Regions from separate parts of the Homo sapiens genome. Here region 2 is linked to region 1. Evidence: chromatin loops called from intact Hi-C (ENCODE). Cell type or tissue: mammary epithelial cell. All regions are shown on one strand. Each heading gives the region's core, and the rest is flanking DNA. Links, peaks and the distances in the headings are about the cores only. Region 1 overlaps F11-AS1 (F11 antisense RNA 1). Region 2 holds the start of MTNR1A (melatonin receptor 1A).

Region 1 (16,373 bases), core at 5,201-13,200:
TTCCTACAGGCTGGCTGAGGGTATGTCTAATTTTATACCCCCACTATTCTCTGGAACATGTAAACACCTGCCTCAATACATAAAACAAATAGAATACACAGGAATTCAATGTATGTTGTTTTCCCCCTGGCTCTCAGAGCTATGGACTCTGCAAAATAGCCAAGATCTTATTGTTTTGGTTGCATTAATATCTGATGCTGCAGATTTTTGAATACATTCTTGTATGCAATAATCAGCAACCTTTATTCAGCATTTATAGGGAGCCAAACACTGTGTTAAGTGCAGGGAGTAGGTAGAACAATGAGCTCAGGGTTAGTGGGGACACACACAAGCCTCTGGCCATAATGCAATGTGGCAAGTTCTACACAGAGGCACAGACCAGGCAACAATGCAGCAAGAGGGGCGTCATCCTGAGAAAGCTTGCAACAGCTTCATGGAGGAGGTGACTGATAACTCAGTTAAAAGACACAAGCAGGTGGATATGGTTATTAAGGGGCAGGCAGAAGCAATGACAAATGCTGTGCCCCAGAGATTGAAGCAGTTTGACACTTTTGAGAGACAGAAGGAGATTTAACTTGGCTGGGCGGGGCATAAGAAGCAAGTGAAGTGGGGAGTGAGTGAATGAATGAATCAAAGAATGGTGCACGTCTATTCCAGTAACATCCCACATCCTGGCCAGAGGCCCTTGAGAAGCCCAGCGACCCTTCCGTGGGCAGAGTTGGGAACGACATGATTCTGCTTGCACTACAATTATTTGTGATATTTCTTTCTGTCCTCATTGAACTTTCTTAATAGAGATTACTACTTATCAGGAACAGGAATGCTTTTTCCTTACTGTTTTCCTCTTGGAACCTAGCTCTGTACCCAACCCATGATAGGTATCAAATATGTGTAAAAATAAATTGAAAATGAAAATGCAGGCTAGCAAATAGGGTAATTCAATAAATATTGAAATGCTTTGTTTTCACTTCTGCATTTGACCAAGAACATGGCTGAGACCCACAGGGACTCTGCCTCCAGGAGAGAGACCTGTGTGACTGCAGACCCTGCAGGACCACCGGCAACCCTGGAGCACCAAAGCATTGCATGGGGCCAGGCTGGGGCGGGGCACGCAGTGTTAAATGGGAGAGCTGGAGAAAATTCCACGAGGAAAAACAAATGGAAAAGTATGACCCCTGCAACAACAAAAGCCCCTCCTCTGCGTCGCTGACAAACCTCACGCGAGTTGGACAAGCATTTTTTTAATAGAAAAGAAGCTGGCTTTATTCTAACATGAGCAATATTGAGAGTCTTCTCTAATGTTCTGTTTCTGATGGACCAAAACTGATGTGCTGGGGAGCGGATCCCTGCCGCCCGTGCTCTAGCAGGTGAGATCTGGGTAGGATGTGGAGGTGGTGGCAGTTTTCCAGCCTGGCCACGTGGGAGGCTGGAAGCAAGGGGAGCGTGGAGCAGCTGAAATCGCCTTAGCAGGCTCTTGACGGTAGAGAGTGAATGCCCCCCCATTCTCTATGTTCTGAATAAGAATTTGAATTATTTAGCTCAATATCATCTTCTATTTTGCAGCAAAATCTAGTCAAAGCTAGTTTTCAATTGGATTTCTTTCTTCTTTGTTGGAATGAAAATTCACAGTGTCATTTCATTCTGCTCAGGTCACTGGCTCTGCCAAAAACCAGAGTCTCACTCCGGAAATCAGCCTTTCCTTTCTTCTCCTTCGAGTGTGAATCATGACCTCATCCTTCACAACCTCGGCAGACATTTCTTGTATGTTAGTGATGGAGAACAGCTGAATGGGGCTCAAATGAGACCCAAAATGAGAAAGGAAAGCAGACTAGCGGGTATGACCTAATCTCTAAAACCAAAATAGAGAAATAATTTAGGATACAATTAATTACTGATAGGCAGACTGTCAGAAAAAGGACCTTGATACACACACACCCACACACACATATATATATTATATATATAATATTAATATATATTATATATACACACAAGTGTGTGTATACATGTGTATGTGTCTATGTGTACATGTGTCTATGTGTGTGCTAGACACTCTTCTAGGCATAATCAGTTGCATTATTTGTTTTCAAAATGGCCTTGAGGCATGTATGATTATAATGGCAGTCAGTACAGCGCAGTGCTGGGATCAGCACACTTTTCTGGGAAAGCACCAGGTAGTAAATATTTTAGGCTTTGTGAACCACAGGATCGCCCCTTCGATTACTCAACTCTGTTGTTATAGAGCAAAAGCACCATATGTGATGTGTCAATGAATGGTTATGGCTGTGTTCCAATAAAACTTTATTTACAAAGACAGCAGGCCAGATTTAGTTCGGAAGCCATTATTAGCTGATTCCTCAGGTGGTGGGGAAAGGTGTAGATTCAGGAGCAGATGCTATGGATTTGATTTTCTAGCCTACTTCTTACTCGCTTCTCCTCTAATTTTTAACCTCTATGTGCCTCAGTCTTCTCCTCTGTAAAATAAGAATAAGAATAGCCAAAATTATATGGAAAAAGAGAATTAAGTTGGAGAACTCACATTGCCTAATTTCAAAAGTGTAAGTGCCTATACACTGTTAGTATCACAAAGGGACTTTGTAGTCTATTTCCAGCTAGAGATGGGTGGACTGAGATTCAGCAACGTGAATACAAATCTGGTGAAACCTCTTCTACTGTGGCTCTGGAATCTGAATTATGCCACAGGACAGACCTCCATAAAGGTGTTCAAGTGCACTGATAGGGAAATTCCAAACCATCTGCAAAGCCCTGGACAACACTGTGGCAGGCCTCCCCTGTCATACCCACCGGAACTGGGTCCTGGGTAGCGCTGTGACAGGGCTCCCCTGTCATATACCCACCGGAACTGGTCGTTGCATAGTCAAAAAAGTTCATTAAAAGGGAAACGAGATTACAGTAGCCATAAAGGAAAGAGTAAATAGAAAAATCAATAAAAACATGTGAATTCTTTGAAAAGATTAATAAAATCGACAAACCTTTAGTGACACTTACCAGGAAAAAGAGAGAGAGAACAATCAAATTAATAAAATCCAGAATGGAAGAGAGGACATCAGCATTGACCTTATGGAAATAAAAAAGATTATAATGGAATACTATGAACAATTATAAAACATTATAGTGGAATACTATGAATTGTGCATGCCACAAATTACTCAGATGAAATGGACACATTCCCAGAAAAACCCAAACTACTGACACTGACTGAAGAAGAAATGGATATGCTTGAATTGTGAATTTTAAGACTTCAACAGAGAAAATCCCAGGCCCAGAGGGGTTCACTGTGAATTCTACAAAACATTCAAAGAATGAATACTGATTCTTCAGAAACTCTTCCAAAACATACAACAGAAGAGCACACTTCCCCACTCATGCTGTAAAGCTAGTGTCACCCTAACACTAAAACCAAAGACATAGCAAGAAAAAAAATCACACAGTGATAACCCTTATAGCCTAAAAAAATCCTTGACAAATTATTAGCAACCTTAATTGCATCACATATTAAAAGATCAGACACTGTGACCAAGTGGAATGTATTACGGTGATGGAAGGTCGGTTTAACATCCAAGAGCTTATCAGTGTAATGCATCCTATTCACAGAATACAGCACAAATCATGGCCATCATCTCAATAGATGGAAGAAAGTAATCTACAAAATCTAAAACCTTTTCATGATAAAAATGCTTAACAAACTATACATACGAGGAAACTTCCTCAACTTGATTAAAATTTTAGCAAACTGGACATAGGAGGAAACTTTCACGTCTTGGTTAGAAGCATCTACGAAAAATCCACAACTAACATCATATTTACTGGAGTGAAACTAATGCTTTCTCCCTAATATCAAGAACGAGACAATAATGCCTACTCTAGCCACTTCTATTCAACATCACACTAGATGTTATAGCCAGGGCTATTATAAAAGAAAAAGAAAAAGGGAACAGTTAAAACGATCTCCATTTTCAGATGACATGATCATATATATAAACAAATCCTAAGGAATCCACAGAAAAACCACTACAGCTAACAAACCACTTCAGCATGAGGCAGCATACAAGGTCAATATACAAAAATAATTTTATTTATATACACTATCAATAAATAATACGAAAATGAAAGTTAAGGACAAAATGCATTTTAATAGCATAAAAATAAAATGTCTAGGCATGCATTTAACAAAAGAAGTACAAAATTTATATGCTAAAGATATGAAACAAATTAAAAATCTAAATAAATGGAAAGATATTCTACATTCATGGATCAGGAGACTTAATATTTTTAAGATGGCTACTCTCCACAAATGGATCTTTATCAAAATCTCAGCTGTCTTTTATTGCAGAAGTAGCCTAGCTGATCCAAAAATTCATGTAGAAATGCAAGGGACTCAAAATAGCCAAAATAATATTTAAAAAAAGAATAATTCATTTGGAGGACTCATGTTGCCCAGTTTCAAACTTTAGTGCAAATCTCCAGCAGTCAACATTGTGTGGAGCTGGCATGATGACAGGCATATAGAGCAATGAAATAACATTGACAGTCCAGATACAAACCCTCATATTTATGGTCAATTGAGTTTTGACAAGGGTTCCAGTGCTGGGACAACTGGAATTCACATGGAAAAGATGGATTTGGACTCCCATGTATCACATCACTCACAAAAATTAACTCAAAGTGGGTCATGCAGCTAGATGTAACTGCTAAATCTATAAAACTCCTAGATGAAATCACAGGACTAAATCTTTGTGCCCTTGGATTAGGCAGTGGTTCCTTAGACACAACTTCAAGATTATAATCAACAAAAGAAAAAATAAGATATACTGGACATCATCAAAAATAAATACTTCTGTATTTCACAAAATACCATCAAGAAAGTGAAAAGATAACCCATAGTATGGCATAAAATATTTGCAAATCATGTATCTAACAAGGACTAGTATCCAGAATATGTAAAGAACTCACAACTTTGTAATAAAAAGAAAATACCCCAATTAAAAATGGAGAAAATAAGTAAATAAATATTTCTCCAAAGAAGATGTACTAATGGCTGATAAACACATAAAGATGTTCTCAACATCATTAATCCTTGGGGAAATGCAAATCAAAACCACAATAAGATACCACTTCACACCCACTAAGGTGGGCTTAGAATCAAAAAGACGGAATCATCGATGTTAGCCAGGATGTGGTGACATTGGAGGCTTCAGACATTGCTGGTGGGAATGTAAAATGGTGTAGCTGCTTTCAAAAACATCATTCTTCAAAATATGAAACATAGTGTTCCCATATGACCCAGAAATTCTGCTCCTGGGTACTACACACTCAACAGAAAGATAAACGTGTCTACACAAAAACTCATACATGAATATTTATAGCAGCATTATTCATGATGGCCAAAAAGTGAGAAAACCCACATTTCCATCGATGAATGGGTAAATAAAATGTGTATAATTATACAAGGGCAATTCCTTTTTATTATATGGCAATAAAAAGGAATGAAGTACAGGCTTTAGAACATGGTTCCTCCTTGAAAACAAGGTGAAAGTGAAAGAAACAGGTCACAAAACACCCCATGTTGTATGATTGCATTTATGTAAAATGTTCAGAAGAGGCAAATCTACACATAGGTATGAGGTTTCTTTGGGGGAGTGATGAAGATGATAGAAAATTAGATTAATGATCACACTACTCTGAGAATATACTAAAAATCACCGAATCGTCATTTTAAATGGAAGTTTGGGTATATATGAATTATGTATCAATAAATCTGCTTGTTAAACAGTGCACACTATCAAGATGACTTACCACTGATGATGTTACCTCATCAACTAGCCTGTTTCTCCTCTGTAAATTACCTTTTCACTCCTATCCATGCTCTACTCCCTAAGCAAGGGATAGAGGGTTAAGCTCCACATCCTTGAGAGAGGAGAAATGGTGTAACTTACCCGGAATCCTGTACAGCGGATTTCTCTCTTCTCTCTCATTATTTTGTTCATTCAATCATTTTGTATCAGTATGAACTCATGGATATTTATTTTTTACTTTAAGATGTAATCCAATGCTAGATTATTCATTCTGTCACTCAAGTTATTCCAGTTTTGGTTATTGGGAATTCTTTCAGGTTGGGGCTTATGTAATTATAAGTAAGTTACTTCTTTACAATAATTGTTAAATTGACCTGAACAGATCTGAAAACAAACACAGCCAATTTCAAATGTTTTGATTCAGCTGAATAGAAGAGACCTTTCCTGTGTGCACCAAAAAGTGGCCTTTGAGCATTTTCTGAGTGGCGAGATCAGTGCACGGCAAGAGTAAGGCCATCTTGAAGTGACTGTCGGACCCCTGCTCACCAATTAGTTCCTCAGAAACAATGCCTGTGACATAGACAACCCCTTCAAACAAACAATGCCTGGGGCATAGACGACCCCTATAAACAAACAGTGCCTGGGGCATAGATGACCCCTATAAAGATGCTTATTCAACCTCCCCACTGGTCAGCAGTTTTGCAAGAGGGTCTGGTGCATCAGTCTTATAAAAGCTTGCTATAGAAAGAACGTTTTCTGGGCCAGGTGCGGTGGCTCATGCCTGTAGTCCTAGCACTTTGGGAGGCCGAGGTAGGTGGATCACGAGGTCAAAAGATTGAGACCATCCTGGTCAACATGGTGAAACCCCGTCTCTACTAAAAATACAAGAATTACCTGGGTGTGGTGGTGGGCGCCTATAGCCTCAGCTACTCGGGAGGCTGGTGCAAATCACTTGAACCCGGGAGGCGGAGGTTGCAGTGAGCTGAGATCGCGTCACTGCAGTCTAGCCTGGTGACAGAGCGAGACTCCATATCAAAAAAGAAAGAAAAGAAAGATAGGAAGAAAGAAAGAAAGAAAGATGAAAGAAAGAAAGAAAGAAAGAAAGAAAGAAAGAAAGAAAGAAAGAAAGAAAGAAAGAAAGAAAGAAAGAAAGAAAGAAAGAAAGAAAAGAAAGAAAGAAAAAGCAAGCAAGCTTTCTGGAGGGCAGCTGTGGGATAAGTCCCTATTCAACGCTCCTTTCTGAGAGTCTGGATTTGTCAGCCTCTTTCCTCGGCCTCTCTGCACCCCCAGGCTTTGGGGGTGGGCTTGCATGGGTCTGCCCACTGGAACACAGGGTGTTTCCTGGTATGTGTGGGGAGTGCTGGCAGTGAATCTGAACATCAGTTAAGAGTCTCAACTCAATTTAGTTACTCATAAAACTAAGTCTAACGTGCAGATAAGAGATATCAATGCCCGCAGATGCAATTGTCTGCTTTTTCCACTCATTTTGTTAATGCCCAGGCAGAGACTTCCATGCCTTCAGACACTCCTGCCTGCACCCTATACTCCCCTCTCTACAGGCCATGAAAATAGGCAGTTACAGGCCTGGAAATCAATCGTAATGATTACTGTTGGATAAATTGGATAATGAGTAGGACAATGAATTTCACTGGTTTGTTTCTGAGAGTTTTGAGTATTTTTGATATTTGCATTTTTGAATCCTGCCTGTGTAGCAACCGGTATGCTTAGGGTGACTTTAAAAGGGAGCTCTTGAACTGAAATTCATTCCAAAATAATACTTTTTTGTAAATGTTTGTTCTGTATTTTCTAATAGAGACCATACCCTCTTCCTTCAATAAACAGTTTAATGGCTTATTTGTGAATAAAAATATGAGTTGCTAAGGGCTCATTTTCCCCAAAAGTATGTGGCACCCACAGAAATACCTGCCCAGGAGGCACCTCTTAGCAGAGGGGAGTCATCTGAGCTCACTTTCTGAAGGGGTCTGTTTTGTTGTTTTTTATATAGATATGTTCCATGGGAGGTGGTTTTCGTTTGATGGTGTAATGGCCACACTGAGGAGCCACTGGAAGCCCATTCCTGCGATGCCCAGCGGGGCTGGGGTGGCCCAGATCTCCACGCCCAGGTGGAGACGCTGTAACTTTTCAGGGGCTCTGCACACCTGGGCCTCCCACATGATCCACTTACCTCCAGTTAGTGGGGCTGACTCCTAACTTTGCTATAGGGTGCTCAGGCTGAGACTGGATTCCAGTATCTTTTGGAAACTCGGGGGCTCCAAGGTGAAGACAGGGCAAAAGTGGGACTGAGAAGGGAGTGCGTGTAAGCTTCAGGCCGGGCCCAGCCCTCCGGAGGCTGCGGTTCGAGGTTCCGCTCGCGGGGGCCCGGCGCTCTCTGGTGGGCGCAGGTGGACGCCGGGGCGACTTGGCGCCGCTGGGCTCCGTTCCCCAGGCTTTCTGCTCACCCGTTTCCCCGCTCTCTTTCCAAGTCCCTAACCAGCTGACCCGTTTATGAGACACTGTCACCGAGTCAGGGCTGATTCAAATGCTGACCGAAGTTTGTCCCTAGGAGGCTTCCTGTGTCACAGTCACAAAATGGTACAAGCTTCAGCTGCACAGAACCTGGGGGTGCCCCGCGGGCCCCGCGAGGAGCGGGCTTAGGTTTGGCTGGCAGCGAACACCGGCCCGGGAGGCCTCCGCGGGGAGCTGGGGTCTTGGAGTGAGCGTGACCATCGCCGCTTCCCGATGTGTGTGTGCCTTCCGTGTGTGTGTGTGTGTTTCCTGTGTCTTTCATGTGTGTGTTCTGTGTGTATTTCATGTGTGTGTTTTGTGTGCGTGTTCCATGTGTATGTGTGTGTGCATCTGTGTTTTATGTATTTTGTGCGTTGCGTGCGTGTTTCATGTATCTCTGTGTGTTTTATGTGTGTAGTTCATGTGTGTGTTTGCGTGTTTCATATGTATGTGCGTTTCATGTGTGTATTTTGTGTGCTGTGTGCTTGTTTCATGTGTGTTTTGTGTGTATTTTATGTGTTGTGTGCATGTTTTTTGTGTGTGTTTTGTGTGTTTCATGTGTGTGAATGTGTTTTATGTGTGTTTCGTGTGTGAATGTGTGTTTTATATGTGCATGTGTCGTGTGTGTGTTGTGATGTGATGTGGGGGGGTGGGTAGACTATTTTTATTATCACTAAGCCTTCAGCATTCAAATGTTTATGTTTGTTTGTTTTAAAAATACAACACAGCCTTAACAATACATTGCGGGATCAAGGTTGGGGATACTGTTCCCCAGTTCATCAGGGAAGAGGTGAAGGAGCTGAGTGAGCAGGGGTAGGGGTGTGGGGAGGGCAGCAACAGCGCAGAGGAAGCCGCCGAGGGCCGAAGCAGCCCTAAGCCGGACCCCAGCAGAACACAGCGCGCGTGGGCACCGTGGACCTGGCCCCGGGGCTCGGGCTGGGCGGTCAGCGCAGGAGCAAGGGCCCAGCGCCGTCCTGGAGCATCTGGTGGACAGGCGAACCTGCTGTCCGGGGACCAGATATTTACAAGTGTTATATTTGAAAAGGAAAGCATATTTGAATGGAAGCCGTTTATTTGATTTAAAGTTCCCAGATATTATATATACATAGGATTTGTTTAAACTTACCATAAATTAAGTGCGCTCTGCCCATCTGCTGTGAGTTTAAAATGGAACAAAGAGAGGTATAAAAGTGCCATCTAGTGGGGAAATGGAGAATTGGGTTCAAAATATTTACCAGCAGGTTTGTCTTGTCTTTCTTTTCCACTTGTAAAACACGTGGATTATGTTATAAAGGGAATAATAATAATATCCTACTTGCACAGTGCTGGTGAGAAGGAAAGCCCACTGCATGATGCAGAGCACATAGCAAGATCCCAAAAGACGTGAATATGGCGATAGTCTTATCTGTATTCTCTTTCCTGTTCTTGTTCATCAAGATGATATTATTATTATTAACTATAGTAATCACTGCTTGTTGGACCCACTGGATTTTATGTCTATGTTATTCATTTAACAAGCTGTTCACTTAACTCCAGAATGTTGATTTTAACTCTTTTCGGATAGAATTAAATGATAATGACATGAGTGACGTTCTTATATGATCATGCCCTCTGTGGGGCTGTTAACTAGGCTGCTCAAGAAACTCCTAATTATGTCCACAGCCACTACTCCTAGACGCTGTGCTGGCAGCTGCTGGGGTTCAGAGGAAGCAGGAAGTAGAAGCACAGGTCCTCACTCCAAGGATGGCAGCCTGCCATTGCTGTCAGCAGTGAGCACAGACCGACAGCAATACAATGAAAAGTGCCTTTAAGTGATAACTGTGGCATCTCAGAAACATGTTTCTTTCTTATATGTTAGTGGCAGCAAAGAGAAACACAGGCCTGACAGAGGAACTGCTATTCCATGAACTCTACCATCCAACTTCCCTTCTCATTTAAATTGGCCCCTGAAGGACTGAGGCACAGGAGACCTACATTTCCTGGGCTCAGCGTCCACCCTCACAGGCCGTGTGAGCGGGGAGAGGTCACAGCCCCGCCTGGAGCTTCATTTCTATGGAATGATTGCTGAAGTCTCTTTCACCTCTAACAGCTTATGGGTCCCCAATAATTAATGTGCCAAATAACATCTTCCATTGGTCTCGTTACTTCCTCACCATTAGCAATTTGGTCAATGCAAAAAAACCGAAGGAGCAGATTTCACTGGATACCAGAGAAACTTTGAACTTATGTTATTCTGATCTTCAAGGGTAGCAGAGAGATCTCTCTTCACATGAGGTGTTTTTTTAATTTTTATTTTGTTGGTTGTTGTTGTTTTGAGATGGGGTCTCAATATGTTGCCTAGGCTGGTCTCAAACTCCTGGCCCCAGCCATCCTCCTGCTTCAGCCTGTTGAGTAGCTGGGACTACAGTCATGCACCTGGCAACATGAGTTTTAATACCCCGAGAAGGAGGAGGGAGAGGCCTGGAACCTCAGATACAAATGCATAATACTCAGAATTCAGCTAAATTAGAATGAGCAAACTGAGAATCTAAGCCTTTAATTTAGCCATATGCTGAAACAACACCGGAAGCCGACCATCCTGGCTAACACGGTGAAACCCCGTTTCTACTAAAAATACAAAAAAATAATTAGCTGGGCATGGTGGAGTGCACCTGTAATCCTAGCTACCTGAGAAGCTGAGGCAGGAGAATCGCTTGAACCCGGGAGGTGGAAGTTGCAGTGAGCCTAGATTGTGCCACCGCACTCCAGCCTGGGTGACAGAGTGAGACTCTGTCTCAAAAAAAAAATTATCTGTATACTATTTTTACAGACACCAGCACAGCCATAAACATGATGATAAATCCATCTACTGATTGTCAGTTAAAATGTTAAAGGCTGCCCATCACATCACAAATTACTCATTTATAAAACGGAATCTGAATAAAGAAAAACTAACTTTCAAATCTGAAAAATAGACCTCTCTTGATTTTTCTTGCCAAATCACAAACACGATGAAATATATATATATATATATAGCTGAAAAATTATTTTTAATGCCTTTATTTTTTCTATTTATTTATTTTATTTTTATTTTAGATTCTGGGCGTGCGCATGCAGGTTCATTGCATTGTGTAACACTGAGGTTTGACCTTCTGCTGATCCCACTGCCCAGGCAGAGAACATAACACGCAATAGGTAGCTTTTCAGCCTTTGGCCCCTCCCTTCCTCTTCCCTTTTAGAATCCCCAGTGCTGGGCTGGAAGCTGCTGGAGATGAGACGACGTTCCCGTCTTGATGTCCATGAGTACCCAACGTTCAGCTCCCACTTAGAAGTGAGAACATGCGGCATTTCGTTTTCTGTTTCTGCGAAACAGCTTATTTATTTATTTATTTATTTATTTATTTATTTATTTATTTTTGAGACAGAATCTCACTCTGTTGCCAGGCTGGAGTGCAGTGGTGCGATCTCGGCTCACTGCTACCTCTGCCTCCTGGGTTCAAGCGATTCTCCTGTCTCAGCCTCCCAAGTAGCTGCGACTACAGGCACACACCACCACGCCCCGCTAATTTTTTGTATTTTAGTAGAGACGGGGTTTCACCATATTGGCCAGGATGGTCTTGATCTCTTGACCTCATGATCCACCCGTCTCGGCCTCCCAAAGTGCTGAGATTACAGGCGTGAGCCACCATGCCCAGCCCACAGTTTTATTTTTAATGAAGCGATTACCGGAGAAATACATTCAGATTCACCCAAATCAAATATTAATTTGCTCAAGTATATAAATATTTCTGAGAAAGTCACTTTTTGTCTTGATTCTTTCTTTACTGCTTTCTCGTTCTAATAGTGAAGATAATTATTTCCGTTGGTGGCAGCAGAAACTTATCGAAAAACCCTCTAAACCGCAAAACCCATACTTCTGTGTTGTGTTTGATAGTGTTTTCCGTGGGATGACAAAGGTTTTCTAGTCTGTATTGTTTGTAAAGGTGCCTTCCCAACCAAGCTCATGGGAGTCATTCTGACTGCCGTTTTGACAGTGTCTGAGCATGGAAGGAACCCACGCAGTCACCACAGCCTGTGAAAATCTCTACCTGTGCACAGCATTTGAAAGTTACCGGTGGTTACAAAGCGTGCTCATGTTTCCTGGGGAGTGCTGGGTGCAGCAGAAAAGCTGCATCCGTACATATAAGATACATTTTGACACCTCTCTGGGTAGATGAGGTAAGACAAACACATACACGAACAAGTCTCTCCATCAGTAGGTCCACCATACACTGTTACATTTGTAAGACAGTTGCCGGATACCCCAAGGCAAAAGAGAGGGAACTAGTTTGTTGAGCACTATGTGTGCCCGTTACTGTGGGAGGCATTTTGAATATAGTCTTTTCTCTGAAAGTTAGAATTAAATGGAAAATGACAGTAAGCTATGTACTGTGTGCCGCATATAGTACATACCGTATACAGCAGTTTGGGTTCTTAACCAATATTACTAGTTTACTTACAAGAAAGGGATAAGAAATGTGGGAGAGGCCCACGTGGAGAAGGAGGCAGCCGAGGAACGAGGAAGAGGCAAGGCAGGGTCCTTCCTAAGGCCTCGAAGGGAGCCGAGTTCTGCCAACACCGAGATTCCAGCATTACAGCCTCCAGAGCCACGGGGAGAAATCTGGGCTATTCAGCCACCCTGGTGGGTTGTGGTAATTTGTTACAGAATCCAGAGGAAAGTAACACAGCATCTGAAGATGAGGAAACCCAGGGACCAGACAGGCAGTGAAGCTGGAGTGCGTAAGCATTACAGGTATCAGAAATGGTCGTTTTCATTTTCTTTCTTTTTTTTTTTTTTTTTGAGACGGAGTCTTGCTCTGTCGCCCAGGCTCTGACTCCCGGGTTCACACCATTCTCCTGCCTCAGCCTCCCGAGTAGCTGGGACTACAGGCACCCGCCACCACGCCTGGCTAATTTTTTGTATTTTTAGTAGAGATGGGGTTTCACCATGTTAGCCAGGGTGGTCTCGATCTCCTGACCTTGTGATCCGCCCGCCTCAGCCTCCCAAAGTGCTGGGATTACAGGCGTGAGCCACCGTGCCCGGCCTGTTTTCATTTTCATTCTCTCTCTCTCTTTCTCTCAAACACACACACACACACACACACACGGACACACACAGACACACACACACACACGGACATTCCTCATTGAAGAATTGCTCTAAACAGTTATTTTTAGTTTGTGGGATTGCCTTGGAAAAGGAAGAAATGTTCTCCTGAAAGAAGCTTGGCCTGCTGTGGTTAATGAACACGCGTGCATACAACAGGCGGGAAGCAGGCGGGAGAGTTGGGGTGGGGCTCACAGGGCGCACTGGGAAGCCGTGATGCTGTGGCCACCACCTCTGCCTGGACAAAGGGAAGCCCTCCCAGGTGACAGGTGGCCTCACAGACATCTTGTGGAAAGGACATTCAAAGAGAGGATTGCCCTGACCACATGGGGCCGGCAGAGCGTCCGTGCAGTCGGGAAATTCCCTACACCTGAGCTCTGGGATGCTGCGGGCTGGGATGTTGAAAATCCTCTCACACGAGCAAAGGGAAAGATGCATTCTATTTTTTCCTTTTTTTTTTTTTTTTTTTTTTTTTGAGATGGAGTCTCACTCTGTTGCCCAGGCTGGAGTGCAGTGGCCCAGGCTGGAGTGCAGTGGCACGATCTCGGCTCACTGCAACCTCGGCCTCCCGGGTTCAAGCGATTCCCGTGCTCAGCCTCTTGAGCAGCTGGGACTACAGGTGCCACCACCACGCCTGGTTAATTTTGTGTGTTTTAGTAGAGACGGCGTTTCACTATGTTGGCCAGGATGGTCTCGATCTCCTGACCTCGTGATCCGCCCGCCTCGGCTTCCCAAAGTGCTGGGATTACAGGCGTGAACCACCGCACCCGGCCTGGGAAAGACCCATTCTGAGTGAGACCTGTGAAGGGAGCGGAAAATCACAGAACAAAGCGAGGATGAAGGGAGAAGTGGACCCGAACAGGCGAGATGGAGACATGCCCCTTAGCAAATGGGGAACGTTTCCTCTGATGCTTTCATGAGGCAGGACCACAGGTAAGGCCATAAATGAGTCATGTATAATGTAAATGTATTATTTCTGAAGGCTTTCTTAAATATATAATTCTCAGTCCAAAGTTTAGTTTCCCTCTTTAGAGTGTAGGGCAGTGGCCAGCCACTGGTGCCCCGGGTGCCACAGGTGAGAACCGCTGCGTCCTTCACAAGCGTGGCTTCGTTGCCGGCTGTCCAAGAGCACCGCTCATGTCAGAAAGTGAGGCAGCTCTGGAGCGGGTCACAGACAGACTTTCTCTGAGGCTTTAGGATCAAAACTATTCAAGAACATTTCCAACTTTTAAAATTGGAAAACACAAAACTGTGTCCCATAGAACACTATGGTAAAATGCATGCCTAATAAAAGTCAATTACATTTCATTGACTCAGGGTTGTGATCAATAACCCGAGTCCTGGCACACAGGACGTTCCACTGCAGGTGGTAGGAAATGCATGGCTTAAAATGAAAGGGGCCATTGCTGTGGAAGAGGGAAGCCCAGAGTTGGTGCAGACCTCAGCCCCTCTACCTGGGCATCAGTGACCTCCGGCAGCTTCTCATGATAAGTGCCACCACTTCCAGGGCCAACACTTCCTCATTCACATGGAAGGGAAAGAGAAAGCATTTATTCCGACACAACATCCAAATTCTCAACCTTTGCTCAGGTTGCTGACTCTGAGCCAGTCACTCTGGTGGGGTGAAGGCGTGTGCCCACTGCCTTGGCCTGCACTGCCAGGAACTGATTCCCAGGGCAACGAGGATGCGATTCCATCAGGGAATGTGTAGGAATCAGGATCCACCCCTGGAACTGGAGATGAGGCCACTTGTACCCCAAATTTATGTCCATAACACACAGGGAGAAGGCTGGACAGCCAGTATGTCTGCCACACTGAGCCACTACCAAGCTTGAACAACATAAGCTCTGGAACGTTTGCTTCGTCCTTTGGCAAGAACTCTTACCATGTTTACATGACTGCAAGGAGCATACTCTATGTTTGTCTACGTCATAACCACCAAATTAGCATTTAAGTAAACAATGAAGCGGTGAACAATTTGGTGATCTTATACACCACATTAACATCACGTCATTTATATTAATTTGTCATAGTAAGAGAACTGCAAAATAATCTACAGTGAGCTACCTTTTTCCACCTGTCAGATTGTCAAAAATTCCTAATTGTGGTGTTATGGTAGCTGGAACGTGGCCCTCTCTTACATTGCTGGTGGGAGAAAAAATGGCTACAGATTTTTGAAGAGAAATTTGGCAATATTCAAAATTACAAATGCATCTGCTGTTTTCGTTTTGTTTTGTCTTCAGCAATTCTACATCTGGACTTTATCCTACAAATGTTCCTGCGTGTGTATGAAAGAGGGAAAGATTGAAAACAACCCAAGTGTCCGTCCACGGGGACTCTGGTTAAATGAAGTGTGGAATCCCTGCAGTGAACACCAGCCTTCCATAATGGACAGAGGCAGCCCTTCTCTACGCATCAGAAATAACCCAAGATAGAGGAAGCTCTCTCGGTACCCATCAGAAATATCCCCAGACAGAGAGAGCCCTCTGCGTGTCAATCAGAAGTGTGCCCAGACAGAACGTAAGTGAGAAAGGTGCTACGCAGTGTGTAGAATGTGCACTCTTCTGGTACAGAAGAGGAGATCTCCTCATTGTATATTTTATATCTTATAGAACTTTCATTAATGAATCATAGGAATATACCAGCTCTTCAAAAATTAAGACATTATACAAAGTGAAATACTAAAAACAGAAATATGTGTTTTTCTCAAATAATATGCTTCTCAGGAAAGACTTTACAGAAACATCTCTTCTTATCCGAAATTACATCCAAACCCTTTTTTTGTGTGAAGTGTTGCTTCCAGTCTACTAAGGTAATAAGCAAGTAACAAGATAGTATTGTTTGATACTCTTGAACGCACTCTGATTTTCAATTCCAATTTTGTTTGAACCTGTCAGCATTTTGGATCTGGCCCCGTCATGTCCTAC
Region 2 (16,373 bases), core at 4,244-12,243, 260 kb before region 1:
ATGAAGGATGAGGAGGAGGGAAACACAATAAAGGGATCAATAAAAAGCCCAAAATTAGATGTTAGAAATAAGTTTCAGTACCTTAGTAGTCACAAAAAATGTAAAGGAGCTAAAGTCTCTAGTTAAAAGATATTCAGATAAAGTAGAGATAAAGAAGCTGTATGCTATTTACATGAAACTCACCCAAAACATTAGAGACAGACATTTGGGAATAAAAAGTAGGAAGGAGAGATAATCAGACAAATATAAAGCAAAAGGAAGAGGCCGGGCGTGGTGGTTCATGCCTGTAATCCCAGCACTTTGGGAGGCCGAGGTGGGCAGATCACCTGAGGTCAGGGGTTCGAGACCAGCCTGGCTAACATGGTGAAACCCACTCTCTACTAAAAATACAAAAATTAGCCAGGCGTGGTGGCAGGAGCTTGTAATCCCAGCTACTCAGAAGGCTGGGGCAGGAGAATCCTTGAACCCAAGAGGCGGAGGTTGCAGTGAGCTGAGATGGCGCCACTGTACTCCAGCTTGGGCAACAAGAGCAAAACTCTGTCTCAAAAAAAAAAAAAAAAAAAAAAAGAGGAAGACTGATGCAGCTACATTTATGCCTCTGACAAAATAGACTGTAAGACAAAAAGTCTTATTACAAATAAAGAGGGATGCTACAAAATGATATGTTTAAAATCACCGGAAGACATAATAATTCTAAATTTATTTTTACTCCATAACATTGTCTTATGTGAAACAAACACCAAAAGAATTACAAGAAAATTAAGAATCTACATTCAAAATTGACATTTTAACTCATTATTTTGAACATGTCAAATTAATTTATGTGTTATGCAATATCAATCAAAATTCCAAATGGGGGTTTTATGAAACTTGACAGGCTGAATTTAAAAAGAAGTTATTTGGAAGTGCAAAGAACCAAGGATAATAGGTATTACACATCAGGCCAAGGGGATAGGAAACCTGGGCTGAAGCATAAACAGGGTTGTTCCAGGTTAGCCAACCATTACCAACTCCCTGGGAAGCAGAACATTTTGGTGAAATAATTAACTCATGCTCTTATAGATTCCTTACAGTGACAAAATGATCTCTAATTAATTACAGATAATAATGTACTTCCTAGATCATGTTCCTCGGGGATGTTAAATATGATCTCTTGTCTTACAGTTTTGGCTGCAAATTTAAAAACCAAGAAAAATCCAACAGACTCTCCATTATTTTTACCCCCTAAAGCAAATTTTAAAGGCCACTTCTGTATGACCTCTTAACACTCGTTCTGCCAGCATCAGCCCCTCAGCCACACTGTGGGCACAAACATGGAGAGGGAGGGAGAGAGAGAGAGAGAGATTGCATCCTGCACAGTTGGACATGCGGCATTTTCATTATCGTTCCATGATTACTATCATTATCATTTCAATAACAGAATATTATCAAGATATTTTCTAATATCTGTTGCATTTATTCTCTGACACAACAATTATTTAGAAGTGTGTTGTTTAATTTCCAAATGGTTTGGATTTTTCTGGTTATCACATCTTTATTATTTCTAATTTAATTCCATGTAGTCAGAGACTATATTCTCTATTATAATTTCTTTCTTTTCTTTTCTTTTCTTTTCTTTTTTCTTCAGACAGGGTCTCACTCTGTCACCCAGGCTGGAGTGCAGTGGTGCAATCCTAGCTCACACAGCCTCAACCTCCTGGGCTCAAGCAATCCTCCCTCAACCTCCTGAGTACCCAGGACTACAGGTGCAAAACACACTGCCTGGCTAATTTTTAAATTTTTTTTGTAGAGACGGGGATGGGTCTCCCTATGTTGCCCAGGCTAATCTTGAACCCCTGGGCTCAAGCAATCCTCCCACCTTGGCCTCTCAAGGTGTTGGAATTACAGATATGATCCACCGTGTCTAGCCTGATTTCTATTGAAAATTTTTTATTTTTATTTTTTGTAGAGACAGGGTCTCACTATGTCATGTTGCCCAGGCTGCTCTTAAACTCCTAGCCTCAAGCAATCCTCTAACATTGGCCTCCCAAAGTACTGGGCTTATGGGCATGAACCAACATATCTGGCCCATTTAAAAATTTTTATTGAGGCATTTTTTTTTTATAGCCCGGCATATGTTTCTTCCTGGTAAATATTCCATGTACAATTGAAAAGTCACGCTTGTTGATAGCATTGCTCAGATCTTCTATGTCTACTGACTTTTTGTCTAGTTTTCTATCATTGCTAGGGCAGGGATGTTATAATTTCCATTTATGATTGTGAAATTGTCTATTTCTACCTTATATTCTGGCCATCTTTGCTTTATGTATTTGAAAGCTATGTTGTTGAGTACATACAATTTTTAAAATTATTGTTGTTTCCTGTTGAATTGACCCTTTCATCGTTATGATGTGTCTCTCTTTATCTCTGGTAATACATTTTGATTTAAAATCTATTTTACATCAAGATCCATTTTAAATCTGATACTGATATAGCCACTCTGGCCTTTTTGTGCTTACTGTTTGCTTTATGTGTCTTTCATATGGTTGGCTTTTGTGTCGCTGCCCAAATTTCATGTCGAATTGTAATCCCCAGTGTTGGAGGTGGTCTTGGAGGGAGGTCATTGGATCATGGAGGTGGATTTCTCCCTTTGGTTTTGTTATTGTGATAGAGTTGTCACAAGATCTGGTTGTTTATAAGTGTGTAGCACCTCCCTCCTCTCTCTCTTCCTCTTGCTCTGGCCATGTAAGATATTCCTGCTTCCTTTCGCTTTCCACCCTGATTGTAAGTCTCCCAAGACTTACCTAGAAGTCGAGCAGAAGCAGCCATGCCTCCTGTACAGCCTGTGAAACCGTGAGCCAATTCAACCTCTTTTCCTTATAAATTACTCGGTCTTGGGTATTTCATCCACCATGGGATTACACAACGAGAAGGCTTTCACAAGGTGCAGCCCCTTGATCTTGGATTGCCCAGCCTCCAGAGCTGTAAGAAATACATTCCTTTTCTTTGTAAATTACCCAGTCTGTGGTCTTCTGTTATAGCAACACAATGAGGGGTAAGACCAATGGCAAAAGGGACTTTCAGATATAATTAAGGCTATGGACTTTCAGATAGAAAAATTAGCCTGGGTTGTCTAGTTGGGCCCAGTCTAAATCCACATGCCCTTAAAATAGAGAACTTTCTCCAGCTAACAGCAGAGGAGATAAAGCAGAAGATAAAGTTAGAGAAATTTGAAGTGTGAGTGGGACTCTGCCCACCATTGTTGGCTTCAAAGATGAGAGAAGGGACCATGAGTCAAGGAATGCAGCCAACCTCTAGAAGCTGAGAATGACCTCAACCTTACAACCATATGAAACTGGATTCTGCCAGCAACTTGAATGAGCTCAGAAGTGGATTTACCCTGAGAACCTCCAGAAAGAAACAGCTCTACTTCTTTGTGGTTTTATCCTCATAAGACCCTAAGCAGAGGGCTCAGCTGAGCCACTTTGTACCTGGACTTCTGGTCTGTTTAACTGTGACATAATACATGGATGTTGTTTTAAGTCTCCAAATTAATTTAATTAAGGTAATTTGTTATGACAGTAATAGAAAATTAGCACAGTTTCTGATGAGAAATCAGCTGTTAGTTGGATTAATTGCTAACCAGTACGTAATATGTAACTTGACTTTAATTGCTTTTTATCTTTGGCTTTTAGCAGTTTGACTATGCTGTGCCTTAGTATGCTTGTTTTTGTTTATTCTGCTTAGTATTCATTTTGCATGTACAAATTTACGTCTTTCCTAAAATTCAGGAAAATTTCAATCATGATGTCTTCTAATATTTTTTCTGCACCATTTTATTTCTACAGCTAGTATTCTAATTAATATAATCTATAAGAATTGTAAGCTTTGTTCATTTTAAAATATATCTTTTCTCTGTGTTGGACAATTTCTGTTGGTTTATCTTTAAGTATACTTACTCTGTCATGTCCATTTGGCTAGTAAGTCCATTGAGTAAAGAATTAATTTCAGAAATTGTATTTTTCAGTTCTAGAATTTCCCCTTCGTTCTTTTTTACTGTTTTTATTTCTTTCATGGGAGTTCCTATTTCTTTGCTGAGATTGTTAGTTACAACATTTTGCTCATTTAGGGACTGGATTTGATTGATCTTATTGTATCTTAAAGAATGTGTTTAGATAGATGATAGATAGATAGGTAGATAGATAGATAGATAGATAGATAGATAGATAGATAGATAGATAGACAGACAATGTTTTCATACGTTAAATAATTTTGAATGTACCATGGACATACGAATCTTACACTGTGGGTATTCTAGATGCTATTATTTTTCTCTGTTGAGTTTTCTTTGTCTCAGTAGGCAGTGTTCTTGGCTAGGCTGGAACTGGAACTGTTTTCTTGTGTGGCAGCTCCAGCCTCAGTTCAGGCCTTTTGCTCCAGTTGCTTCCTTTGGGTCTATTCCTCACGTGCTGGGTTCAGGGATGCTGGCAGTCAGAGTCTGGGCATTCCCTCTCTGGGTCTTTGTTTTCCAGGATTTCACCATCATTTTCAGTGCTCGTGGTTTCCCAGCTTCACCTTTCTCATTCCCCAGGGAAGAAAGATCATGAATGTTGTTATGTGCACCCCAGCATTATGTATGCCACCCCTTTTGGGGGAGAGTTAGCCATCTATGCCTTTGTATTTCATCTGTTGATTTCACAAATTTGTGTATCAAAACCCCAAGTATAGGAGTTTTACCTGTGACAAACAATGCAGGGAGAAATAACGGTGTGTCCTGACACATGTGGACACTGTTCAATTGTTTTCTATTAGTAAAACGACTAGCACCATGTATGCAGTTTGAAGACGTCCATATCTGGTGCACAGGAATGCTTTTTCTCCACGTGTTTCAAACCACACTTGGCACTACCAATATAATGTTTTCTAAAGTGATCGCTGGAATGGAAGCTTTCTCTTTTTTTTAACTTTTTTGCTAAAAGAGGTTACACATACATTTTTAGTTTTTGTCTAATTATGACCTTTAAATATATTTCTATTTTTTTTCCTTAGCTCTTTATATAATTGTCTTAGTCTGTTTTCCATCACTATTACAGAATACAGCAATACCTGGGACTGGATAATTTTTTTTTTTTTTTTCTGAAGCAGAGTCTCTCTCTGTCTCCCAGGCTGGAGTGGTAATTTTTTAAAACCCACTCTCACTGTAACTAATCCAGTCCCAGGAGAGCAAGAACTGACTCATGCCTGCAGAATTAACCCAGTCAGACAGAGTGGTATAACCCTCTTGACCTGATCGCCTCTTGAAGGCCCCGCCTTCCCCTGGGGACCAAATTTTCCACACACAAATTCTGGGGACATGCTGAAACCATAACAATAATGAAGACCATTAATGCTTCGTCTCTTAGCTATGTCACAAATCATTTCCCCAGTTTCTCTAGCTTTCACTTGTGTGTGGTATTTTTTGAATATAGGACTTTTAACTTTTCCGTAGTCAAATCTATCACGACCGAGAAACACTATCACTTAGTAATGAGGCTCCTTGCTTGGCAGTCAGAGAGACCTGAGTTCCAATCCTGCCTCTACTTGTTACCAGCTGTGTGACTTTGGTACATTGCTTAACCTCTCAGCACCAGAGGTTTCTCGTCCATAAAATGGTCGCAGCAGTGCCAGACCTTCTGGAATTGTTAACACATTGTGCAAACAATGGTTGTAAGATACCGATGCCAGAGATGGGAAGTGACACACGCTGTCCATGGCAGCTGCTACCTTTTCTATGGTTAGGATTATTTCCTGTCTGTCTTTTTTCCAGGCTTACAGAGTGCTTCTCTACCTCAAGTGATATGTATATTTACCTACATTTTCTTTAAATGCATTTTTGTTTTCGTGATCTATCCCAGCCCTACTGATTTGAACTGTTCACTTTATAAAATCTTTATTTTATATGCTTTTTCAAATTGTTTATGAGCTCAATACTGTTTTAGTTTTTTTTTTTTTTTTGAAACGGAGTCTCATTCTTTTTGGCCCAGGCTGGAGCGCAGTGGCGTGATCTCAGCTCACTACAATCTCTGCCTCCCGGGTTCAAGCGATTCTCCTGCCTCAGGCTCCTGAGATTACAGGCGCCCACCACAATACTTGGCTAATTTTTGTGTTTTTAGTAGAGACGAGGTTTCACCATGTTGGCCAGGCCAGCCTCAAACTCCTGACCTCAGGTGATCCACCTGCCTCAGCCTTCCAAAGTGCTGGGGTTACAGGTGTGAGCAGCCGTGCCTGGCATACTTATTGTAATTTTTTTTTTTTTTTTTTTGAGACAGAGTCTTGCTCTGTCTGCCAGACTGGAGTGCAGTGGCACGATCTCGGCTCACTGCAATCTCCGCCTCCCGGGCTCAAGCAATTCTCCTGCCTCAGCCTCCCGAATAGCTGGGATTATAGGCCTGTGCCACCACGCCCGGCTAATTTTTGTATTTTTAGTAGAGACGGGGTTTCACCATGTTGGCTAGGCTGGTCTTGAACTCCTGACCTCAGGTAATCCGCCCACCTCGGCCTCCCAAAGTGCTGGGATTGCAGGCGTGAGCCACCGTGCCTGTAATCCCAGGCGCCACTTAATTGTAATTTTTAATGAACATTTTGATACTGGTAGGTCATACTTCTCTCCTATTCATCTTATTCAAATCCTTTTCCTACACTTTCTTTTTACTCTTTCAAAGAAACTTTAGGTTATTTGATATTTTTCTTGGTCTGGCATAAAGTATATGAGGAAAATGAAAATTTCAGGCTTCGAAGCTAGGAACACTGTTTGTCTCTCCGTTTATTTAAATTTCCTTTCATGGTTTTCATAAAGTTTTTTCCTCACTGCACACAACTGGTTAGGCCATTTCCTAGCACTTTTACATTGCTGCCATGTATCCGATCCACCTAAGTGTGCTTTCTTTCTCATTTTTACTGGTACTTACAGAAGTACATACATTTTTATCATCTGCAAATATTGAGTTTTACTTTTTTCTTTGAAAATGTCATTTCATTATCGGAAACATCTAGCACCATCTTAAGCGGTGCAATACACAACGGAAGACAGTCCTTGGTTTTTTCACATTTTACTAATTATGAGGCTAACAGGTGAGATAGTATCTTATTCCCATTTTGCAGATAAGGAAGATAAGGGCGGTGGGGCACACAGCTGGTGAACTCGCCCCAATCCCATTTCGCATTTGATCCCAGGCAGCCTGGCCCTGCTGGGTGAAAAGTCCCATCCCAGAGAGGAAACACAATGAACGGCCTCGCCGTGCGCCCACGAGGAGAGGCCTCTGGGACACCGTCCCCAGGGCGCGGCGGCTGGGCCCGGCTTCCCGCACCGGGGCGCTGTCGGCCCGTGGTGCGGGGTTCGAGCTGCGGGCGGGGAATCCAAGCGGGCTCGCGGCGGACACCAGGTGTCACCTGGCCGTGGCGTCCGGCGCGGCGTGGGCGTCCGGGGGCGCGGCGTGGAGGAGCGCGCGGGATGGGGCGTGGGCGCGGGGAGCGCCGGGCGGAGCCTTAACAAGTGGTCGGGCGGGCGGACGAGGCGGGCGATGGCCCCGCGGCCGGGACGCGCACAGGGACCATGCAGGGCAACGGCAGCGCGCTGCCCAACGCCTCCCAGCCCGTGCTCCGCGGGGACGGCGCGCGGCCCTCGTGGCTGGCGTCCGCCCTGGCCTGCGTCCTCATCTTCACCATCGTGGTGGACATCCTGGGCAACCTCCTGGTCATCCTGTCGGTGTATCGGAACAAGAAGCTCAGGAACGCAGGTAGGGCCCGCGCCGCCTCCCCTGGGCCAGCGCTCCGGACGCAGCGCCTCTCCGCGGGCAGCCAGCCTTCCCCAAGCACTTGGTTCTTTTTCCTAAACACTGCGGACTTGGAGTTATTTTTCCTGTTAGAGAGGACTCTTCTCCAGCCTGCCCGTTGAAAGTGCCTTTTCATAAGGCGCGGAGTCACAGCCCCTAAGAGGTGGGACACTCCACCAGAGTCGGGTTCTCTTTCCTATGGGGACACCCCCGTCTGGTTGTCCTGTCTGAGGTTTATTAGATTGAGAAGCCTCAGGTCCAGGCTGCAGAAAGTTCCTCAAGCAGCCTCTGCAACGAACTGATCAATTGCTTGGTCTTAACATGTGATTTAGTTTTCCCAACATTGTTAAAATATGGAAACATAGAAGCTGGCAAAATGATGGAGCAGCCGCCGTGGTCTTGTTGTTCGGGAGTAGTCTGCAGTTACGAGCCTACAGTGGAAAGAGAGGCTCCCAAACGTGCTGTGTCCGGCAGGCGGCGGCTCCTCCAAGTAAACAAGTTGACACTTTAAAAACGGAAGTTGTTGTGTTAGAGTAGGCAGGTAGCCAGGCGTGAGCAGGAAAGAGTACACTTACGTATAATATGCAACTACAGGTAATTGTGTGCTTGAGTTAACTTGCTTTTTCCTCCGAGCAATGCATTGAACTGGTTTGTTCTGGTGGGAACCTGTGGACACTTTGTTCTTAGGATGCTGGATGTTCAGACCTCTGAGTGATGATTAGATGCTTGGTTCTCTGAAGAAACTAGTTTTTTATTTGGAGGCACTTTTGGGAGAAGGGGCGGGGAACGAAACGTGCACTTAACATGTCTGCCAAGATCAATATTTTCGTTTTAACCAGGTGGTTAAGAAAAGCTCTAATTTTGCTTAGCTCCTTTTGGGGAGGCTCACCCCTGCCCTGCCTCCCCCACCCGCCCCCAGTAGTGCTTTTACGGTTTGTAGTTTGAGAATTAGTTAGTTAAGCACTTAGTAATATGAATTGAGTTTGAGTCAGTAAATTGAATAAGCTCACTTCGTAGGTGATTGATATAAACTGGAGGAATTCTGCCTTCGAGAAGAGGCTCTTTCCTTCCTAGCAATAAAAACGACTTTCTCTGGACCAAACAGGTTGTGAGCACTGGGTTAATTGAATCCTAGTGCAGCCTTGTGCTGTGGCGCCGTGGTCAACTCGCCTTACAGAGGAGAAACTGGGGCTGCAGATTGTTCCCAGGGACTGTAGGTGTGAGCCCGGTTGAATTCCCAGAGCTGGCCTCCAGAGCTCGCCCTGCTTCCTTGCTGTCAACACCTGCAGCATTTGGGAAGTTTGAATCCTGCAGAACCTTTAAAAAGTGTTCACGGCTGGGCGCGATGGCTCAAGCCTGTAATCCCAGCACTTTGGGAGGCCGAGGTGGGTGGATCGCCTGAGGTCAGGAGTTCGAGACCAGCTGGCCAACATGGTGAAACCCCGTCTCTACTAAAAATACAAAAAATTAGCTGGATGTGGTGGCCCACAGCTGTAATCCCAACTACTTGGAAGCCTGAGGCAGGAGAATCGCTTGAACCCGGGAGGCGGAAGTTGCAGTGAACAGAGATTGTGCCATTGCACTCTAGCCTGGGCAACAAGAGTGAAACTCCATCTCAAAAAAATAAAATAAAATAAAAAGTAAAAAATGATCACGCCTGAACAATTTTACTTCTTGTGTTTTCTGAAGAAGAACTTAAGAACTCCTTACACTCACTTTGTATTTTATTTGCTAAGACGTGCTCTTAAGAGGATATTCCTGTAGCTGCATGGGAGACCCTTAGTGACCTTTAATCCGCACAGCTTTAGAAGTTCCATATTTTTCTAATAGGGATTTTTTGTTTATATGTGCGGTTCAAGCCATTTGAGGATTTCTGGAATGGATGGTAATTTGAAACAGTGATAAGGATAGCTGATTCAAATATAAGTTTTGGTATGCTTATTAAAAGTTTTGATGATCTTCAGACCTCTCATTTCAGCTAAATTAATTTTGTTGGCTTTAAGGATGAAATGTTGGGAAGAAGAGAATGGAAGAAATGACAATGTGAAGGCATCTAGGCTTTGAACCATCACTTTCCTTTGGAAAGCTTGGTATAATTGTGGTGATTTATGCCACCTTCCTCTCCTCAAGGGACTGTGTTGACATTTGACTTCCCAGGGAATAAATTAAAAATGGCTAACAATCTGCATGGCGGGGACAGTGGACAGCCACAGCCGACGCAGGCTGCAGACAACCACTGGTATCTGTGGTGCCAACAGAATATTCGCTCTACTCTTGTCCACAATTTGATAATAGAAGTGAAGCTACCATATCATATCTTCTGAGTAAATTTGATAGCATAAGGGACGATTCCCGCAATGGAACGCTAGGATTAGATCCTTGCTGTGCTCCTTCTGATTTCAGAAATCAGTGAAGCTAAATACCAAACTTCATTTTCCACATTTGTTGAATTGCAGGTAATACCCAACCGCTTAGCCTCATAAGAGTGTTGCAATGACTGTAGTGAAGTGGCGCATATGAGAATACTTTGAAAAGGATAAAACACGTAATACTGTGTTGGCTTGTTTGTTTTCTGGGTACACCTAACAAGGGCGTGCTCTGTTTGCTGGAAATCATTGCACTATAGACCTATGATTCGTGCATTTTTCTATATGTACATTATACTTAAATAAAACTTATTTTACAAAATATCAGGCAAGAATACAATACTATCTTGCCTATTCAAAATTCAATTATCTGGCAATCTAACTGAGGTAGAGTACAGCCAATAAATGGAAATTAGCAAAAATGACAGGCTCTCACCTACAGCGGATTTGTTCTAACTTAGAGTGCCACAAAACTGTGATACTGGTGTCTAGGTCCCTGTAGATTATGAGCAGGAAATTAGGAGGAAGATTGACACATTTAAAGAAATAGCACATAATAGCAAGCAGTATGGGTTGAAATAGACTCATTAAATGCAGATCTGAGAAACAGAACAAGCACAACCTTTTGTGCTTACATTGTGAAGATGTGAACAGCCCTGCTCACCATTCACGGCTCCTGAAAGCAGCACAGTGCAGCAACATATGTATTATCATCACCTGATTCATCAGCGAGAGATGTCATCATGAGTGGTGTGTTCTACTTAAGAAGACAGGGATATGATACATTTTAGAAAGATACCTGTCAAAAGCAGTTTATTATTATTATTATTTAATCTGTGTGCACAGTAGGGTAAACTTGTCAGTATATGTTTTTAAAAATGGTTTCCCAGAATGGCTCTATGGCTGGATGGCTGACTCTGTGTGAAGCCTCTCTTGCACTTGTTGCTTTCAGGTCTCTATAGAATGTTATATTTATTCATTCTGCATTACCACTCAGAGAGGATGCATAGAGTACGGAGTGAATGTGGACTTTGGGCCTCAGAGATCTGGTTCAAGTCTCGGATGTACCACGGCTGTTTAAGATGCCACTTTTCTTACAGGGATACTAGAAGGATAAACTTAGATTCTGCCTATCAGTCCACTTACCTACCCATCCACCCACCTATACGTCCAACCACCCATTCATCCATCCAGCCACCCATCGTCCGTCCATCCATCCATCTATCCATCCATCCACCTACCTACCCACCTATCTATCATTATGAGGTACAAATAATAGTATTATGATGTTAATGCTAGTACGCATCTGGTGATTAGTTCTTTTTAGATTGTTTTTATTTTTTAAGTGTATGTTTAAAAAAAAAAACAAGTAGACAATATGAACTGGAAAACAGTGAAATCAACCAGAAATGGAAGGTTTAGAATCTAATTCCCATTTGTGACATTATGCAAAATACACAAAATCTCCATTGTCTGAGTTTTCCCTTTTGTAACAACCATTATCTCTCTGCAGCAAGAAGGCCTGAGATTTAAAGACTGATTATTTCGATATTCAGCTGTTCTCTAATTTTAAGTGAATCAGCTCTAGAAGCTACAGTAGCTTCCTTGGGCAAGCAGGCTACCATTCAAAAACCTACGACGTAACTTGTACTGTACAGACTTGGAAAATGATTTCAAGCTAACCCCACTTCATGCGATCTCCAAGCCGAGAGGTTTCTTGTTGGCGCTGCTGTAGTTTCCCTCCTGTTGCTTTCCACAATATTTGAAATTACTGATTCAAGGCAATTTTTTACTTTAGAGACATTTTATTGATTTTTCCCCCTTGTATTCTTAGCTGTTGTTCAGTTTTCTATGACTTTCTATCTTGGTTTGTATAGTACATTGTTATGAACCCTAAGTTTTTACAAATATGTCAAAGTAATTCCCAGAATCCCCTGTAAATCTTATGACAGTAGTTTCAGACTCTCAAATACATGATTGAATTTGTCTGATCTTTCGTTCCTCCAGCTATTCATTTCGTAAGAAAGTATTTCTGGCAGGAATTTTCAGTGTTAAATTAATCACAGATAAGATAGAGCTTACTTTTGCTTGCCTTCAGCATCATTTTTCTCTTGGCAATTTTGGGAGTTAACCTAGGATAAAATAGTCCTAGATTAGACCTCCTTCTATTAATATTTACTGCCATTTGATGGTTCTGTTTTAAAAAGCATCTACACTGAAAACTATCATGCCTTGGAAGTCACTTTAAATCTCCACAGAGTCTTTGGAGCTCATTCTGCCCATTCTTCCTTAGCACCTTTTAAAAATAATCAACAGAATAACTGAAATGAATGGTAAGATCTTTACAAGGTGCCTTAAGCTTTCCCTTTTTTCTACATATTTGTAAGTTGCCTCGCTGACAGAAATACCCTTTCTTCTAAAAAGGAAACTCACATACTCCTTTAGAGTTTTCTAGTACCAAAAAGGCAATTAGTGGATTGTTGTTAAAGAAGCGTTTTTATGAATGCACAGAACTCTGCACGGTATCATTGGTGCCATCTCTGCCTCTTCATGAAGATGATCAGCAGCCTCACTTCTGCCCCTCTCAAATAATCAAGGTGACCAGGAACCTGAGCGCTGTATGTGATATCTCTGTGATTTTTAGTGCAGTTAAATAATGCTGCAGATAAGAAATAAACTGCTGGATTCTCTGGATGAAGTACTCAAACACTTGTCTTTCTACAGAGCTGTATACACTTTCGGCAATGCCATTGAAGGAATCAGTCTCAGAAGAAGAGACGGGAGAGAAAATGCATTTGCACGGTGCTGAATATTATTTAAGTTAATGGAGGTGAATTTGAGTTGTTAGGGTGCACGGTTTAAAAGCGTGCTCACTTGCTTTGATACTGAGTAGTTTTGGTGCTTATTGAGCTGAACATTTACCTGGATAAATACTTACTGCATTCCTAGAGTATAAGGCAGAATGTAAATGGTTGGTAAATTTTTGCAGGTTTGTCAAAATTCAAGGTCCTGTTCTAAGCGTGGGTCAAACGCGGCTCCGACTTTCAAAGAGATTACTTTCTATCGAGGCACTTTAGAAATGTGTGTTCTTCTTATTTTCAAACAAAGAGAAGACTTGGGGTACAAAAGTATGAAAATAGGAGCATATTTATACAGCAGAAAACTTTTTCAAGAGAAATGCGAAAGTTGGCTGGTAGATGGTAGCTGGAGCTTAAAGCAATCATGAGAATTTTTTAAAGTTGTTATCTTACGAGGAGAGAACAATGTAATAACTGGGAGATGTGAAAACTAGTTCACATGTGAAATAGCAGCAGATTGAGACGGAATTAGTGAGAGAATTTCAAAGAAACTGATCAGTGGTAGAGACACGGCATAACTATTAGTGAAGAACACACTGGCTTCAGGTCTTTCGAAGAAACGCCTGCTGGAGAACTAGCCTGCTAACTTACATTTATACTTGTTTTCTCAAATAGTTATTAAGTGGTGGATTATAAAAATGTGTAATCAGTAATTAGTATTTCCTCTTTGATGATTTTCTGAACATATTTAGGAATATGTTCTTGGAAGGGATATTGTGCTTTCATCCTTCCTGCATTCATTCCCTCCTCCTTTATTTAAATGCTTGCTGGATGCCTCCTATATCCATCTATAGGAGCTTAGGACACGATTTTGTTTCAAGAGAAAATTCTGGTTCACTCATTTTTATTTTAAGATGTGGTTTAAATTGCAATTTTTACTTTTAAGATTTTTTGCCAGTTAGTTTTCATTCCATTTTTTCCTTTTATTATTTACTTATCTTTTTTAGCTCCTTTCGTTGTTCCCTCTGAATTTGGAATACTTCCAACTGTTCTCATTTGTGTATATGTCTGTGTAGGTATCATATAGTCTTTTACCATGTACTTTTTTTAAAAGATTGTTTTACATATATAGTGTATATATATATATATATATATATATATATATATATATCTTTATAGATTAAGCATTCCTTATCTATGGAAGATTAGTGCTATTATAGGTCATTTTTTTTGGGATGTGTCCCTCTGAAACACATGGCCTCTGGAACCAGATGCCTGGAGTAAAACCCGGGCTTTGCCATCTCATGCGTGTGACATAGGGCAAGTGACCTAATTTGCTCAGTTTCCTCACTTGTTAATTTGGGACAATACTAATATTGTAAGGACTAAATGGCTTGCTGTATACTTAAAGTGCATTATGAATTAAATATAACATTCCCAGCAGCAGAATAAATTCCTTTTGTTAGTTAGTATTCTTGGTGTAGAGTTCTGATGTGTAAACATATTTTTATTTTTAAGGCAGAATGCAATATTTCACACTTACAGGTCTTTAAATACTCTGTAAGTACATAAAAATAGAGTCAAAGTTTTAACTTTTAAAAAGTTACTTTTATGAGAATATTATTTTATACTTTTGTAGTGTTAACATATTTTCCTGTCATTGATTTAACTTTCATATATAAATAGGGTTCTATTATGATTATACCATTTTTAATAAAACTCTCTTTTGGATTTAGCAATTTAGAGTTATTATTTAGTGCAGTTAATCTGTTTATTTAAGATGGGGTTTTCACTGAGTCCTTCAAGGTTCGGAAAAGTGCCTAAGGGAAAAAAGACTCCTACCCTAAAGAGAGTTCATATAGTTTTTTTTTGATTGCCTGTTAATGTCGCTGAAGGATTATGATTTTGTTTTTGTTAAAGTTTCATCCTAAATTCTCTAAGACGAATAAAGGTACAGTATCAGTAATTCGTCTTCCATTTAAGGGTGAAAGGCTGAACCAGTCAGGCTGTACTGTGGATGTTTTACAAGTTACAAATGCCTCACTAAACCACCCTTCTCAGAAGACAGTCACTGGGCATAGAAAATGAGCAGGATTATTTGCAGGATGTTACACCTTTAACACTGACTGAAATCCAGATGGGAACAAGCAGGAATGTGTATGATTTCTTAAAGACACCTCAGGTGCCTTTGGTCTCTCGTATTGTATATACAGTGTATATGCAATACAGTGTACAATGTAAAGTGTACAGTGTACAATACCGTGTATAATAGAAAGCAGTGCCAAGGTCTACTAGTTTTCTCTACAGCAGCAGTCAACAGTCAAGTTAGAGAACAGGTGGGGAACTAGAGACAGAGTGGGATAGAGAGAGAGAGGAATGAGCCAGGAGGACACGTGGAATCCAGGAGGCAACGGAGCCCTGAGGTGCTCAGATGGAACAGGGTGTTCAGACAACCGCGAGTACCATGAACCAGGTGTGGGACGACGGTGTGTCCCAGGAACAGGGTGTGATGGGTACAGCATGTCCCAGGAACAGGGTGTGAGGAGGACAGTGTGTCCCATGAACAGGGTGTGAGGACAGTGTGTCCCACGAACAGGGTGTGGTGTGGACAGTGTGTCCCACGAACAGGGTGTGAGGAGGACGGTGTGTCCCACGAACAGGGTGTGGTGTGGACGGTGTGTCCCATGAACAGGGTGTGGCGTGGACGGTGTGTCCCATGAACAGGGTGTGGTGTGGACGGTGTGTCCCATGAACAGGGTGTGGTGTGGACGGTGTGTCCCATGAACAGGGTGTGGTGTGGATGGTGTGTCCCAGGAACAGGGTGTGAGGAGGACGGTGTGTCCCAGGAACAGGGTGTGAGGACGGTGTGTCCCAGGAACAGGGTGTGAGGACGGTGTGTCCCACGAACAGGGTGTGGTGTGGACGGTGTGTCCCACGAACAGGGTGTGGTGTGGACGGTGTGTCCCAGGAACAGGGTGTGGTGTGGACGGTGTGTCCCAGGAACAGGGTGTGGTGTGGACGGTGTGTCCCAGGAACAGGGTGTGGTGTGGACGGTGTGTCCCAGGAACAGGGTGTGGTGTGGACGGTGTGTCCCACGAACAGGGTGTGGTGTGGACGGTGTGTCCCACGAACAGGGTGTGGTGTGGACGGTGTGTCCCACGAACAGGGTGTGGTGTGGACGGTGTGTCCCATGAACAGGGTGTGGTGTGGATGGCATGAACAGGGAGCGAGGCGGATGGTGTGTTGTATGAACAGGGTGTGGTGTGGATGGTGTGTTGTATGAACAGGTGTGGTGTGGGTGGCATGAACAGGGTGTGATGTGGGTGGCATGAACAGGGAGCGAGGCGGATGGTGTGTTGTTGTATGAACAGGGTGCAAGGTGAGCAGCGTGTCTCATGAACAGGGTGTGGTGTGGACAG

The links. A loop is a pair of places that touch in the nucleus more often than their neighbours do. Peaks named below come from ENCODE experiments on the same cell type or tissue, not always from the same donor. Only the 100,000 strongest peaks of a DNase experiment are listed, where the experiment ranks them.
Region 2: a loop joins it to region 1, with 9 times the contacts of the local background. A loop is called at or near these places in 9 of 110 quality-filtered maps.

What each region holds. Positions count from the first base shown.
Region 1 is chr4:186,290,349-186,306,721 of GRCh38, reverse strand. F11-AS1 (F11 antisense RNA 1) reads left to right here. Exons shown (of 4, transcript NR_033900.1): 2 at 15,690-15,966. It also overlaps a transcript of F11 not described here. Among named protein-coding and RNA genes, the nearest start is that of F11, 32 kb to the right of the region's middle. In mammary epithelial cell, for the core only: a CTCF peak has its summit at 9,516 (motif pointing left); no DNase peak of the experiment used is centred there.
Region 2 is chr4:186,546,563-186,562,935 of GRCh38, reverse strand. MTNR1A (melatonin receptor 1A) reads left to right here and starts at 7,369. Exons shown (of 2, transcript NM_005958.4): 1 at 7,369-7,754. The coding sequence starts at 7,571. In mammary epithelial cell, for the core only: CTCF peaks have their summits at 7,307 and 8,259 (motif pointing right); no DNase peak of the experiment used is centred there; H3K4me3 peaks cover 841 bases.